Linked DNA regions of Homo sapiens: region 2 is linked to region 1. The links are chromatin contacts, found by Hi-C or POLR2A ChIA-PET in ENCODE. All regions are on one chromosome and are shown on one strand. Each heading gives the region's core, a stretch centred on a gene start or an enhancer-like site at or near the end of the contact. The rest is flanking DNA. Distances are from core to core; before and after follow the strand shown.

Region 1 (6,664 bases), core at 2,805-5,304:
TCCCATGGCTCACTGTCCTCTTTCACAGTCACCAGCCCCTCACCCTGACCCTCACCCCAACCCTTCCATGTCTCCCATGCCACCCTAGTGCTTTCTTTACTTGGTATCACACAGAGTTCCTACATGTTGACATTACTATGTCTAACAGCTGCCTCAAAGTGGTCCACATGGGGTCCACATGTTGAAACCACAGGGTCAGCTGGTCTGGTGCAGAGGCCTCAGGACTTCCAGAATTATCAAATCTGTAAGTCAAAAACTAGAACCCAAAAACACGATTGTGAAAACTTTGCTTGTTTGCTCAACCTGGGACTGATTTCCAGAAGATTCGGAGCTGCCCATGGGAATCTTGTGCGGGTAATCAAACCAGGGAGGTATGATTACCTACTGCCTCTGCCTTTCCTGTATTCTAGATTCTCTAGAAGAGATCTACTCCAAATCTTGTAAAACCAAAAGGGTCTCTACACTTCTTAGGAGTGGGTGGATGAGACAGTGAGAAGAACATGAGCTAGAAAGCCTGTGTGTATCCTGAAGTTCCATTTGGAAGGACAGAAATGCTAAGAAAGGGTGTGATGGTTGGTTGTTATTTTGAAAAGTCAGTTTGACAGATATTTACTGAATACTTATCACCAGTGGATAAAAAGGATGAAGGATAACTCTTCTCTTAAGGACCTCACAGTCCAGAAAGAAAAAGAGAAAAATGCAACATTGGAGGGGAGGATGGGAAGTATTGTGAGAGCAGAAGGCATGGGCTTGGAGGAGGAGACCTTCCCAACTGAAGCCTGTGGGGGTTCCTGGAAGATCTTCCTAGGATGTGGGTCCTGAGCTCATGCTGAAGGGCCATTCGCCAGGTGAGGCTTTAGAGGAAAGGGTTTCACGGTTTCCCAGGTGATGCAGGAGGCCCAGAACCTGTGGTTTACAGGGGAAAGGCTTGGGCTTGCACTCCCCTCGCAAGCCCCATTATAGCTCTAAGTGGGAATTGGGTGGCTGGAGGTGACCCAATCCACCCAGAGAGTGGGGCTCCCATGAATCAACTGGAGGGATGTGCAAGGGACTTCTATTGATGGCAGAAGCATCACCAGTGCCATTTACTTCTGTTTTTCTTCATGCAGAACAATGGCAGGGAAGGATTCTCCCTTCTCTCAAAGACCTACTTGGGATGGCAGGACACAGTGTGAGGCTGCGGACAAGATCACCAGTGTCCAGCACTTTCTCATCACAGCATGTTGGGGGTCTCTGGCTGCAGAGAGCTTGACGTCATAGTTAGGACATTTTTTGGTGGCAAGGAACAGAGGCCAATTCAAGGTAGCCAGGTGAGTGATGGTGCTGTAGGGAGATCTCCTTTGGGGAGAGCAGAACTGAGAGCTTACATTGTTACTGGGAGCCCTGGGAGCAACCTCTTCACATCTTTACATTCTGATTTCTCCATCCTCTCTTCACGCATCCCACCCAGCACACTTATTCTGCCTGGCTGGTGGGAAATGGTGGCCCACAGTGCCCAGGTTCTTCGTTCAGATTTACAGTCACCTACAGAGACTGGTTCTTCCTCACTCCCACCTCCAAAGTCCTGGGGTCTAGGAATGACTCTGTCAGGGTTAGATGTGACCAGCATCCCAGCCAGAAGTGTGGGGTTGAATCGTGCAATTGAGGGTTGCAGGTAAGTCCTGTGCATAAGGTGGGGTGGCGGGTGTCAGATTGGGGGTCACTGTGAACCAGTACACACCCTGAAATCAGGCTGCAAGCTCGGAAGGAAAATGGGGTCTGCAGAAGGAGAGTGTTCTCTGGAAATGAGAGTTGGGGCTTCTTGGGCCCCCTTGTGGGTCACAGCTATGGGATTTAACCTCATGTGGGATACATTGTCAAAGAAAGGGCCCTAGCTAATATTTCTTGGTAAGTTTTCATCCTTCAATTCTCTGCAGTTTAATACCTCCAAACACATATTTCTGAGTTACAGTGTTTATTTAGAAACCTCACAGAGCCTTTGGGAGGCCGAGGCGTGTGGATCATGAGGTCAGGAGATGGAGACCCTCCTGGCCAACACAGTGAAATGCCGTCTCTACTAAAAATACAAAAAATTAGCAGGGCGTGGTGGCAGGCGCCTGTAGTCCCAGCTACTCAGGAGGCTGAGGCAGGAGAATGGCGTGAACCCAGGAGGCAGAGTTTGCAGTGAGCTGAGATCTTGCCACTGCACTCCAGCCTGAGTGACAGAGTGAGACTCCATCTCAGAAAAAAAAAAAAAAAGAAAAGAAAAAGAAAAGAAACCGCAGAGCCATCCGGGTACGGCTGCATGTATTTGCATTTACAGTGACTGATGCTGAGTTCCTGGCTATAGGAGTATTCCATTTTATGGAATACTTCTGGATACTGCACTCACAGACTCAACTGTAAACTGAACACATTTATATTATATCTCTAATCTCTATTCTCATAATAGTCTTACTAGTATTACCACCACTTTAAAAATGGAGAGAGAGAGAAAGAGAAAGTGTGTGTGTTACCTTTCTGAAATCACTCAGCTAGCAAGTGCAAGAACAGGGATCCCAACCCTCACCACTTCTCCACATTCCTTGTTTTGCGAATCAAGATGTGTGACCCTGTTTGGGGTTAGGCACAGTGGCTCAAGCCTCTAATCCCAGCACTTTGGGATGCCGAGGAGGGTGGATCACCTGAGCTCAGGAGTTTGAAACCAGCCTGGCCAACATGGTAAAACCCCATCTGTACTAAAAATACAAACATTGGCTGAGAGTGGTTGTGCACACCTGTAAATCTGAGCACTTTGAGAGGCTGAGATAGGAAGATCACATGAGGTTAGGAGTACGAGACCAGCCTAGCCAACATGGTGAAACTGCGTCTCTACTAAAAATATAAAAATTAGCCGGGCGTGGTGGTGCACCTGTAATCTCAACTACTCAGGAGGCTGAGGCAGGAGAATCGCTTGGACCCGGGAGGCAGAGGTTGCAGTGAGCTGAGATTGTGCCACTGAACTCCAGCCTGAGTGACGGAGTGAGACTATGTTTCAAAAAAAAAGATGTTATGACATTGTTTGGGTCATAATCAGTCACAGAGAAACATAGTGGCAAAATCCCAGTCTCTGAGTTCCAAGGCAGAGAATATGTGAGTTTACTCAGAGATGACAATTTAAGATTGCCTCTTCCTTAGCTCTGGGACCTCAGGCAAGTTTATGTATCTGTGCCTCAGTGTCCTCATCTGTCCAGATGACTGAATCATTGTGAGCAGGAGATGAGTTAAGTCTTGCAGTGTTTGCAGGCACCAGGGAAGTGGCACAGGTTATAATTAACAGTTCAGACATCAGGGAAGGGTTCCAAGAACATGAGTTAAACACTGACTAAGGAGGGGCCCTTTCAGAAGAGGAAGAGGTGGAGAGGAAGGTACAAGAGACAGTATGAGGTGGGAGAGTGGACCTCTGTAGATGAGGGTCAGGAAGGAGGTTGACAGGATGTACATAAGGCACTGGCAGGAGTGAAAACTCGGGGTGAAGGTGCATAGGCCCCAAACACCCCATGAAGGAGTCTGGGCTTTGCCCTGGAGGACCAGAGCTGGAGGGGACACACCAGGGGGGCCAGTGGGTGTGCTTTTTGGAGAAAATTTTAGAAGAAGAGGGAGGAGGCCAGAAGTCAACGATGCCTGGTCTAGAAGTCATAGCTTCTGTGAACGAGGAAGTCTCATAGGCAAAAGAACAGGCCTGGTCTTATGGGGTTCTGGGTCCAAAGGCCAGACCTGTTGCAAAGTGTCAGCAAGAGAAAAATTCCTGGCCCTCTCCTGCCAGCTCTAGCTCCCCCTGTCAATGAGAGAAAGGACAGGCCTATTCCAGAACACTCAGCCATCAGGCACAATCTCCAAGACTTGACTGTCCACTGCCCTCCTTCCCTCCCTCCACACTCCCCTCACCACACTTGTGGAGGGCCTGGGGATTAATGCCCAGTTTGCAGGGCATTTAATAGTGGCTTCTCAGCGGGCGGAGCTGCAAACGCGTCCAACAGCCCCTTCAGCCCATGCTGCTGCTGCCACCGCGTGGTGCAGGCGGGGAATGACTGCGCACCGTCCCTGTTCAGCGGGAGCACCGGAGCCCATCTCCACCTCCGTTCTCTGCGCTGAAGAGGAAAGAACCACGCGGATTCAGCACGGGGAATGTTTCTTGTTTAGGAACTGTAATATAGGGATTGGACACTAGCTAAAAAAGAGCATCTTTGGAGATGGGGGTATTAAACAGTTCAAATATGCTTGGGATTCATCAATATGAGACTTGGAGAAACATCTCTGTGGCCACTGCTGTGGCTTTCTTGGATCTGAACCAGACACTGCCTTTGTTTTTTACTACATATAAGCCAGAGGGAGTCCTGGGCTGCCTGAGCTGGGGAGGCGGGTGCGGTGACAGCAGCGCCCCTGCAGACTGAGCCTGCGAGTCCCACGCGTGAAGCCCACGCGTGAAGCCCGCAGGGTGCGCCGGGTTGTGCGGGGCATGGCAGCTCCCAGCCCCTCCACACATCGGGTCGGCCACTTCCCTGCGGGGACAGAATCTAGCATTTTTTCAACTGTCCTAGTCTATGTATAATTCCGTTTGTCTTTTGAAAGCAGTTGTTTATTTTGAAAGGCACAAGCGGAATGCCTTACATCAGCGCCCCTTGACCCGGAGGTAGGAGGAGCGTGAGAGGAGCCACAGGGTGGACTTTAAACCACACCGATGTGCTTGAGTCACGGGTCCTCGGGTAGCAAGTGGCTCTGCACAAGTTGTTGAACTTTTGAATTTTTTTTTTTTGACAGAGTCTCACTTATGTCCCCCAGGCTGGTGTGCAATGGCACGATCTCCGCTCGCTGCAACCTCCGTCTCCCCGGCTCAAGCAATTCTCCTGCCTCAGCCTCCAGAGTAGCTGGGATTACAGGCGCCCCCCACCAAGCCCAGCTACTTTTTTGTAGTTTTAGTAGAGATGGGGTTTCACCATGTTGGCCAGGCTGGTCTCAAACTTCTGACCTCAAGTGATTCGCCTGCTTCAGGCTCCCAAAGTGCTAGGATTACCGGCGTGAGCCACCACGCCCGGCCAGTTGTTGAACTTTCTATGAGCCTCTGTTTCCTCATCTGTGGAATGTGTCCTAGTCTATGTAGTAGATTAGTCTCTCTTGTAGAGGAGTCTAAATCATCAAGGGCGGTGTGTTTGCCTTTCATTTTACCCCACTCCAGACCACTCAGCAGGGCCCCCTTCTCGTTACTCCCTTTAACTATTGCAGCGAGTTAGGCAGTGACCCTTATATTCATGTCCGGGCAATCACTTCAAACATGGATATAGATGAACTCTGTGCCAAAAGAAGCATGTAACTGATTGCCCCCCAAAAGGAGAGGGCCAGGGCTGGTCATAGCGATGACCATGTGCCCAGAGGTCTTAGCGTGTGCCCCAGAGGAGGCTCCAAAATGAGGAAATGAGGGATCTGAAGGGCGGAAGGGAAGAGAGGTTCAGGCAGGTGTCCAAGGCTATCTGCCTGGTCAGTGACAGAGCCTGGACTGTGTGAAGGCAGATCCCATGCGTCTACCACTCACTGGCTGCCTCCAGCGGAAAGCAGAGTGGGCCCTGGGGTCACACACTCAGCTGGGAGGGAGTCCTCTTCCACGGAGTCAGTGGGTGACAGGGAATAGCCAGAGGCAGGGAAAGGAGAAGAGAGTGAGCAGAACAAGGTCATGGCAAAGTCTGGGTGAGAGGGAGGCTCCCAGGTGCAGGGCATTGAGAAGGGAACCCACAAGGGGAGGGGCCGAGGGTGGGGAGCCGCGGCTGGGGCACACTGAGGGTGAGGAGAGCATCCCATCCATGTGAAAATACCCAGGAGCTTGGGGATTTTGAGCTCCTATGAGTGGGCGTCTCATACCCAGAGTTCATTGCTGATGCCTTGACTGATTTCTTAAAACAGAAAAGATTTACTTGTAGGTGAAAGGAAGGAGAAAGACAGAAAAGAAATGTAATAGAGTGTCCCAGACAGGACTCAGTGCCATCAGGGATAGGGGTCAGGCACCTCTTGCCCAGAGATGCTTAAGGAGCTATGGTTCTTTGATGCTCTACCATTCTAGGAGTAGTTCAGGCAGCAAGAGAAACATCTTCCTGCCGCTAAGAATTGCTCAGACTTCAGCTGTTGTGGGCACTTACATTACTTAAGTTCAGTTTTTGTCACTCAAGGAAAGTCTTGTTGACAGAGGTGACAGAGGCTCAGAGTTAGGACCCATGTAGCAGAGATCAGCTTTACTGGGAAAAACTGCTTTGAGGCTCTGTAGGGAGCGGAATGAGAAACGGCAGTCACACACTGCCCCCTGGTGTTCAAGAGCATTTACTGTACCTTGGCTGCTTCCAAAGAGACAGGCGGAGCTCAGGCTTAGTCACCTTACAAATGTCCTTCCTAGGTGTTTTGGGTCTTACACATGTTCTTTTCACCTGTCAGTAACGAGGACCAGCTTTAGTGTTTACCAATCTATTTGCGCACTTTTTGGCCATACAACCCCGTGCAGGAAAAATAATCACAGGGAAAGAGAAGTGGGCTCTCCTCCCTGCACCCTTCCCTGCTCCCACAGCAGCCCACCTGGGAGCTGGCATATGTGATGGTTGAAAAGCATACTGCTTTTTACGTGTCATTCCTCAATAAAGTGATTTTCAAAAACACACAAAAAAAG
Region 2 (6,664 bases), core at 1,622-4,121, 280 kb before region 1:
ATTCCAGAGCATCCCTGGTACAAACAGACTGAATATGTTAATGGTAACCTTCACTTCCTGTCCCTGCTGTTTCTCCATTGTGGGCCACTAATGCCTTTCCTTTTTGTAGATTTCATAGCCATTCTTGGCCTCCCTGAATTTCTCTGCTTTTCCATGGGCCTTTAGGAAGAATGAGCTGGCCCGTTTTCCTCGTTCCTGGACACTGCCTATCTGGGCACACTGATTTGTATGAGTCAACCTGCTATTCTTATATTTTCTATATTCCAAGACAGGTTTTACTTGATTGATTTACAAGTTTTTACATCCACCTAGAGAGTCAGAATCTCCTTTGGAAGGTAACTGCAGTCCAGAACATTAGACTCTAAGGGCATATACTTCCAAGCAGCCTGGCCACTTCTCTCTGGGTCCCTCCATGTCTGCTGAGAGCCTGTGCTTCTCACCTGCACTTCTTCACCCGGTTTCATGAGTGTGCTTTGCTGACTGTACTGGGTAGGGAAGGAGCTGGCTCTTAAACCTGCTGGCAAATGACTTCAGTTTTAAATTGATCCTGAGGGAGATATATTTACGTCTGAGTTAAAATAATGAATTTACATATATGTGAAAATATTTCCTCCTTTATTGATGGTATTTAAAGTCAAGACTGGAGCTTATTTTAATTGAGCCAGAATATTTGCATTTTTCATCCAATGTGGTTATAGAAGGCATTTCTCCTTAGAAATATGTTACCTTGGTTTCTTTTTTCTGGAATTGGTAAAATTTAGGCAAATTTATTATTTCAGAAATAGAATCAGTATATGCAGTGTTGGTTATTTGGTAATTTTTATGGTAATTCTGTCGGAATAAATGCTTCCTATGTACTTGGCTTCAGGAACATCAGCTTTTGGTTATCTTTATAGTTTGCGTGAGTGCACATGCCTGTGTGTGAGGGTGTGAGTGAGTGTGAGTGTGTGAGGATATGTGTGAGTGTAGGCAAATGTATGCGTGAGTGTGTAGGTGTGTGGGTGTGGGTGGTAGAGGTAACTATGAGTGTGCATGCGTGTGAGCATGCATATGTGTGAATGTGAGAACAGGCAAGAACAAGTGCATGGCAGAAGATGTTGCTGCACTGCATGGAGCCTGCAGAAGCGCCTGTCCTGTTTGTCAATCTCAGCTGCATGGCCACAGAGTCTCATTCTTATGAAGATGCTGTTGTTTGTGCCACTACCACACCTGGACACATTCTCAGGAGGTCTTCCACTGCAGCTGCATTTGTCTTGAGTTGGTCTTGGACCTCGGGTTTCCCTCATGATTCTGTTGAGGGTGATTGGGAACAGAACTAATCTGACCAGCCCCACAACAACCAGAAAGCCACGAGATAAAACTAGCCAGAGAAGGAGCAGTCATGATTTACAAATGTTTGTGCTGCAGTGTTAAATAATCACCTGTTTCCTCAACCACACTCCCCTGGCTTTCTGCCCTGATCAGCTTGTGCCCTTGAGCCCACATTTTCTCCTAAATGTGTATGAATCCTGTCCTGTTTGGGGACCGACATTGATTGGTCAAACTTGCAGGGCACATGCCTGAGTGATAGCTGTCCTAGAAATCTGGCGAACTCTGGCCAGTTTTTCAGTGTTCCTGTTTCTTCTAAGAGATTTACTGTTTTATATTTTGGGACAAAAATCAAATAAAAGAAAAATGGAAGTGGTGTTTTTAAACATGGATTGCAAGCCGACAGGCAGATTCTTGGAAAACAAATAAATCTAAAGAGAGGAACAAGTAAAAGAAAGGACAATAAACCCTTTCTTTGTGTATGTGATGCTAATAATTACCATGGTCTTTTTTACAGAGTCCTCTACAGTTTTCATCTAACTAGTTCAGAGCCTTTTTACAGTCCCAGGATTATGCTGAGGGGCGTGGATTGCTGGAAGCGCAGAGGCCCTTTCTTCTGCAACCTGGTCACCTGCTGCCTCTGCACTCAGTCTTGATCACAGGGACTGGTGTGTGGGCTTTGGACCTGGCCCTGTCTGGGTTTAGAGCTCGTGGGGTGCAGGATTTCCAAGTTGGGACACTATTCGTGTGCTGGCTGGTGGTTGACATCGCCATGGCCCTCCATCCTTCTGTCCATCCATCTGTCCCTCTGTCCCTCTTCCTATCTTTTCTCTTTTTCTCTATGAATATTTCATAAATGCTTGGACCCCTGCACTGACGCTATTCGTAGAAAGGAAAACAGAATCATATGGATGCTATAACAGGTAGTTTGATTGCTACTGTTTCCAGAAAGGTTCTTGTGCTTTCTTTAACAAAGCCCTGAACTATATCCATTTATAACTGAACAATTAAAAATGAGTTCAGTTTCGGCCAGGCCCGGTGGCTCACACCTGTAATCCCAGCACTTTGGCAGGCCGAGGCGGGCGGATCACCAGGTCAGGAGATCGAGACCATCCTGGCTAACGCGGTGAAACCCCGTCTCTACTAAAAATATAAAAAATTAGCTGGGCGTGTGGCGGGTGCCTGTAGTCCCAGCCACTCGGGAGGCTGAGGCAGGAGAATGGCGTGAATTCGGGAGGTGGAGCTTACAGTGAGCCAAGATCGTGCCACTGCACTCCAGCCTGGGCGACAGAACGAGACTCTGTCTCAAAAAAAAAAAAAAAAAAGAGTTCAGTTTCAAAAACCAAATGAATGTGATACCTGCATTTTCTCTCCTATCCACCATTTCATGATTAAAATCACACAAATGAACAAAAAGTTTTGTTACTGGCTGAGTTATTGGTGAGGTTGCTTTAATTAACTTTTCCAGCCATTCTGTGGTGCAATTTGTTCTTCATTGTGAGCTTCCCAGCCAAACCACTCACATTCCACTGCATGTCCTTGCAGATCTGTTTTCGTACTTTTCTCAGCTGAGTATCTGCTCCTGGAATAACATGCGTATAGAGTTTTGTTTAAACATACGCAGACCCACAACCAAAAGGTACAGTTCAGAAAACTTGAACAGCTTTTTAAAGAAGCATTTGCCACTTAACACTGAAATTTAAAATAATGCAAGTGAAAAACTGTGTTGTAGATCTTGTATGACAAAAAAAAAAGGCAAGTCAAATTTGATTTTTGTAACATTTAGGAACCTATATCAACATATAAAGCCTTTGGTAATCTTTATGCAGGAAGTACAGTGTACCCGTAGTTTCATGTGCCCATAGTCTGATTTTAAATTTTATTGTTATATTTGAAGTGTAAATGACGAAGGAGATGACATTTAGTTTTCTGAATTATTTAAATGCAATTGTGGTTTAAGTGATCATTTGTGGCATTTCACATATTGGCTTTCCCATAGAAAGTATGCATGCAGATCTTAGGTATAATTGTTGACTTTAAAATGTCCAAGTCCATTAATGTGTGAAGACTGTAAGTAAAATGCCTTAATAATCTCTTTTTGATGTAGATGCATTACTTCATAAGCTACATGTTGTGTTTTCTAAATAATAAGAGTTTTTTTCATCTAAATCTTCCAATGTTCTACATGTTCTCATTCTCTTATAAAATTTTTTTCAACAATTTGCAAATACTGACTTTTCAATTTGAAGTGTTTTGCCTCATTTTTGGCCCATGATTTCGTTTTAAAGGAGTAATTCGATAGTTCTTATTAATCTGCAACTCGGCTTTAAAAAAGAAACTAATGATAAACGTATGTAGGCTGTGGTCTTGGGGATCTTTTATCAGATCTGATAGTTATTGGGAACATACTTTAAAGTGATAGAAAGCAGAAATTATTATCCTAACGCTGATGCAATGTGAAACCAAAGTTGATAGATTAATGATGCAAAGGAAGTTCCCTGTTCACTTTGATTCTTTCAAAAACAAGAATTTGGTTCTTTGCTTAAAAAATTATTTTCTTCAAGGTTGGTAAGGGGAAAGTGTTATGGTCTGCAAATTCCTAAGGAGTTGCTTTTTTTTTTGCTTTAACTTTTGGTCACTTCTTGGCCTTGCAATTTGCTTTTAAATTGTCCATTGCATGGGTGTTGTTAGGTTGGTGCAAAAGTAATTGCGGTTTTTGCCTTTAAAAGTAATGACAAAAACCGCAATTACTTTTGCACCAACCACTGATTGTGATGTCTGTTGGTCTTCTAGCTGGGAGTCAGATGGCTTTGAGTTTTGTTGGAAGTTTGAAATTTATCTGCTATTCTTCACCATAAGCTCTTGTCTCCTTGACTTTTTTTTAATGGTAAGAGTATATGTGCCAGTTCTGCTCTGAAATGGGCAGGCAGTTCACGCCATAAAGAACATAGGTTGTGAGTTTTCGGTTTCTTGTTTCTATAGAGGTCCAACCCTTTTTCTTTGCCACATCCCATTTCCTGGCACATGACAGATACGTGGAAAGGATGTTCAGATAAAATGGATTTCAGATCATAGGATGTTCATTTGTAGCACACACAGGTTCTGGGATCTGAAAGCTTGGTTTGAGTTCTGGCAACACGAAGGACTAGCCATGTGAGTGTGAGCAGATTAACTTTTCAGCGTTCTAGTTTCCTCATCAGTTTCGGAAGACAATAGTAAGACCTACTTCACACTTCACAGGCTGCCGTATCATAAACATATAGGAAGGACTCTGCAAACGTTAGCCTCTGCTATTAGGACAAAGCATGTTGGTGAGTTAAACGTTATGAATCCAAAACAAAAAGATTCTGTTTTCTTGAACATACACGTCAGTTTTCAAATTAAGGGAAATATGTTTGCCAAAAGTAATGGTGAATTTGCTGGACTCAGATGTCTGAAAAACAGTTCAAGATGTTTCACAAATCCCAAATGTGACTAAGTTTGCACATCTTAAGGAGGGATGGATTAAAAAAAACAAAGTTTCTGTAAACTTCCTTGTAAATGCCTTCTTAAATCGGAAAATAGGGAAGATAATCTTGGGAAAATTTATTTCAGTTTCCTCAACCTTGAAAGCTAGTGTTGTACTGATTATATGCTATTGCATTAGAAGCAGCATATATACATCCTTTTTCTTGATTCTTTTCCTGGGTTGAACTGGTGGTTTGTGCTGTATTCGAATTAGATTTTATTTTTTATAGAGAGTTTTTATGTTTCTAAACCAACTAACTGATGACAAATATTCTGATTCTAATAAGAGCCCCGACTCTCTTGAGCTCCAAACTCACATGTCCTGAACTCTGGTTACCACTGTGTTCTTTATTTTGGCTAAGTATATCACCTTTCCTGTGGTCAGCCAGGCTTGAAACCGCACCATCACCTTTGACCCCTCCTTCTCTCCTGCTCCCATGTCCTACCGGTTTTGAGGTCCTGTTAGATTTTCCTCTGTAATTACTCGCTCGTGTGTCTCTTCAGGCCAACCTACTGTACTGTGTGGTGAAAACCCTCACACCTCATGCTTAGATGATTAAAATGACCCTCTGTCTAATCACCTTGCCTTTCATCTCCACTCTTGTCACGCATGGGACTTGCTCCTGCCAAATTAGGCTTATTACAGTTCTGCTTATGCCACAACCCTGCTCTAAAAGCTCCAGTGACTCCCAGCTACTTGTAGAATAAAGCTCAAAGTCTTTGACTTAACATTTAGATATCTTCTAAAATCTGGCCCCAGTCTGACAGTCCAATCTGATATGTTCAGAAGTAGATATGCTACTATCCCATCGCATAACCTATGCTTTAGCTAAATGCAAGGGCTCTTGGCCTCTTGTCCATAGAAATGTTTTGCTAACACCAATGCATGTTTAAATTCTCAAATGTGAATATGTCCCCAGTCTCTTTCTCTCCTCATAAGGTCTTGTGTCCTTTGGGGAACTAGCTTATAACACTAGATTTTTTTATTTTTAAAATTATTATTATTTTAAGTAATAGACTTCATGTTTTAGAGAGGTTTTAGGTTTACAGAAAAATTGAGCAGAAGACACAGAGAGTTCTCATATACCCCGTCATACATACTTTCCCCTCTTATTAACATCTTACATTAATGTGGTACATTTGTTACAACTGATGAACCAATATTGATGCACTGTTATTAACTTTCCATCATTCACATGGGGGCTCACTCTGTTGTACAGTTGTATGGGTTTTGACAAATGTATGTCACATATCCACCACTGCAGTATGCTACAGAATACTTTGAATGCTCTAAAGATCCCTCATGCTCCACCAGTTTATCCTGTCCCTTCCTTCACAGCACTCAAGTTTTACATTTTAGTTAAACTTCTTGAGAGTAGCACCTGGTTTTTCTACCTTACCCGCTCCCTGCTCACATTCAGTGTGTTTGCTGAGAGGGCCTCAGCAGATACTGAATAAACCTGCAAATTACAACACTTTGAGACAGGAGGGCAGGGGACATGTGTAACAGCATTAGTGTTGTGCAGTTAGAAGCCAGGGTTTGAGCCCTATCCCTACCACGTAATTGCTGTGTGATCATGGGCTAAGTACTTAACCTGTCTGACTCTGGCACAGAGAGTACCCAAACATGTTAGCTATTGATAGTAATAGTAATATGACTCTTATGGGTATAATTTGCCAGGATTAAATTTATTGATGCATTTCATCTCACTCCTTTCAGCATAACATCAGTTGTTAGTATTCTCTGAATGGTTCGGCTTTAGTCTGATTGAGGATTGGCTAATTGAGGATTGAGGATTGAAGGATTGGCTAATAGGAGATCCTTACATGAGGTTGGTTATCAGGTTCT

What was found. Hi-C counts contacts between places; a loop is a spot of excess contacts on that map. ChIA-PET counts read pairs that join two places held with the same protein, here RNA polymerase II (POLR2A). Pooled maps may share reads with other maps.
Region 2: POLR2A ChIA-PET joins it to region 1 with 11 read pairs in WTC11. The contact joins two enhancer-like sites. A Hi-C loop is called at or near these places in 2 of 50 pooled maps. POLR2A ChIA-PET finds 5 or more read pairs at or near these places in 3 of 52 experiments (H1, WTC11 and activated CD4-positive, alpha-beta T cell).

What each region holds. Positions count from the first base shown.
Region 1 is chr7:41,940,586-41,947,249 of GRCh38, reverse strand. No RefSeq gene overlaps it. Among named protein-coding and RNA genes, the nearest start is that of INHBA, 240 kb to the right of the region's middle. Within about 2 kb of position 4,054, at least 7 of the 41 ENCODE cell types and tissues checked have a DNase peak (open chromatin) inside an H3K27ac peak, as active enhancers do.
Region 2 is chr7:42,215,823-42,222,486 of GRCh38, reverse strand. All of the region lies in intron 2 of GLI3 (GLI family zinc finger 3), which reads left to right. Among named protein-coding and RNA genes, the nearest start is that of GLI3, 18 kb to the left of the region's middle. RefSeq lists an enhancer at 1-429. Within about 2 kb of position 2,871, at least 3 of the 41 ENCODE cell types and tissues checked have a DNase peak (open chromatin) inside an H3K27ac peak, as active enhancers do.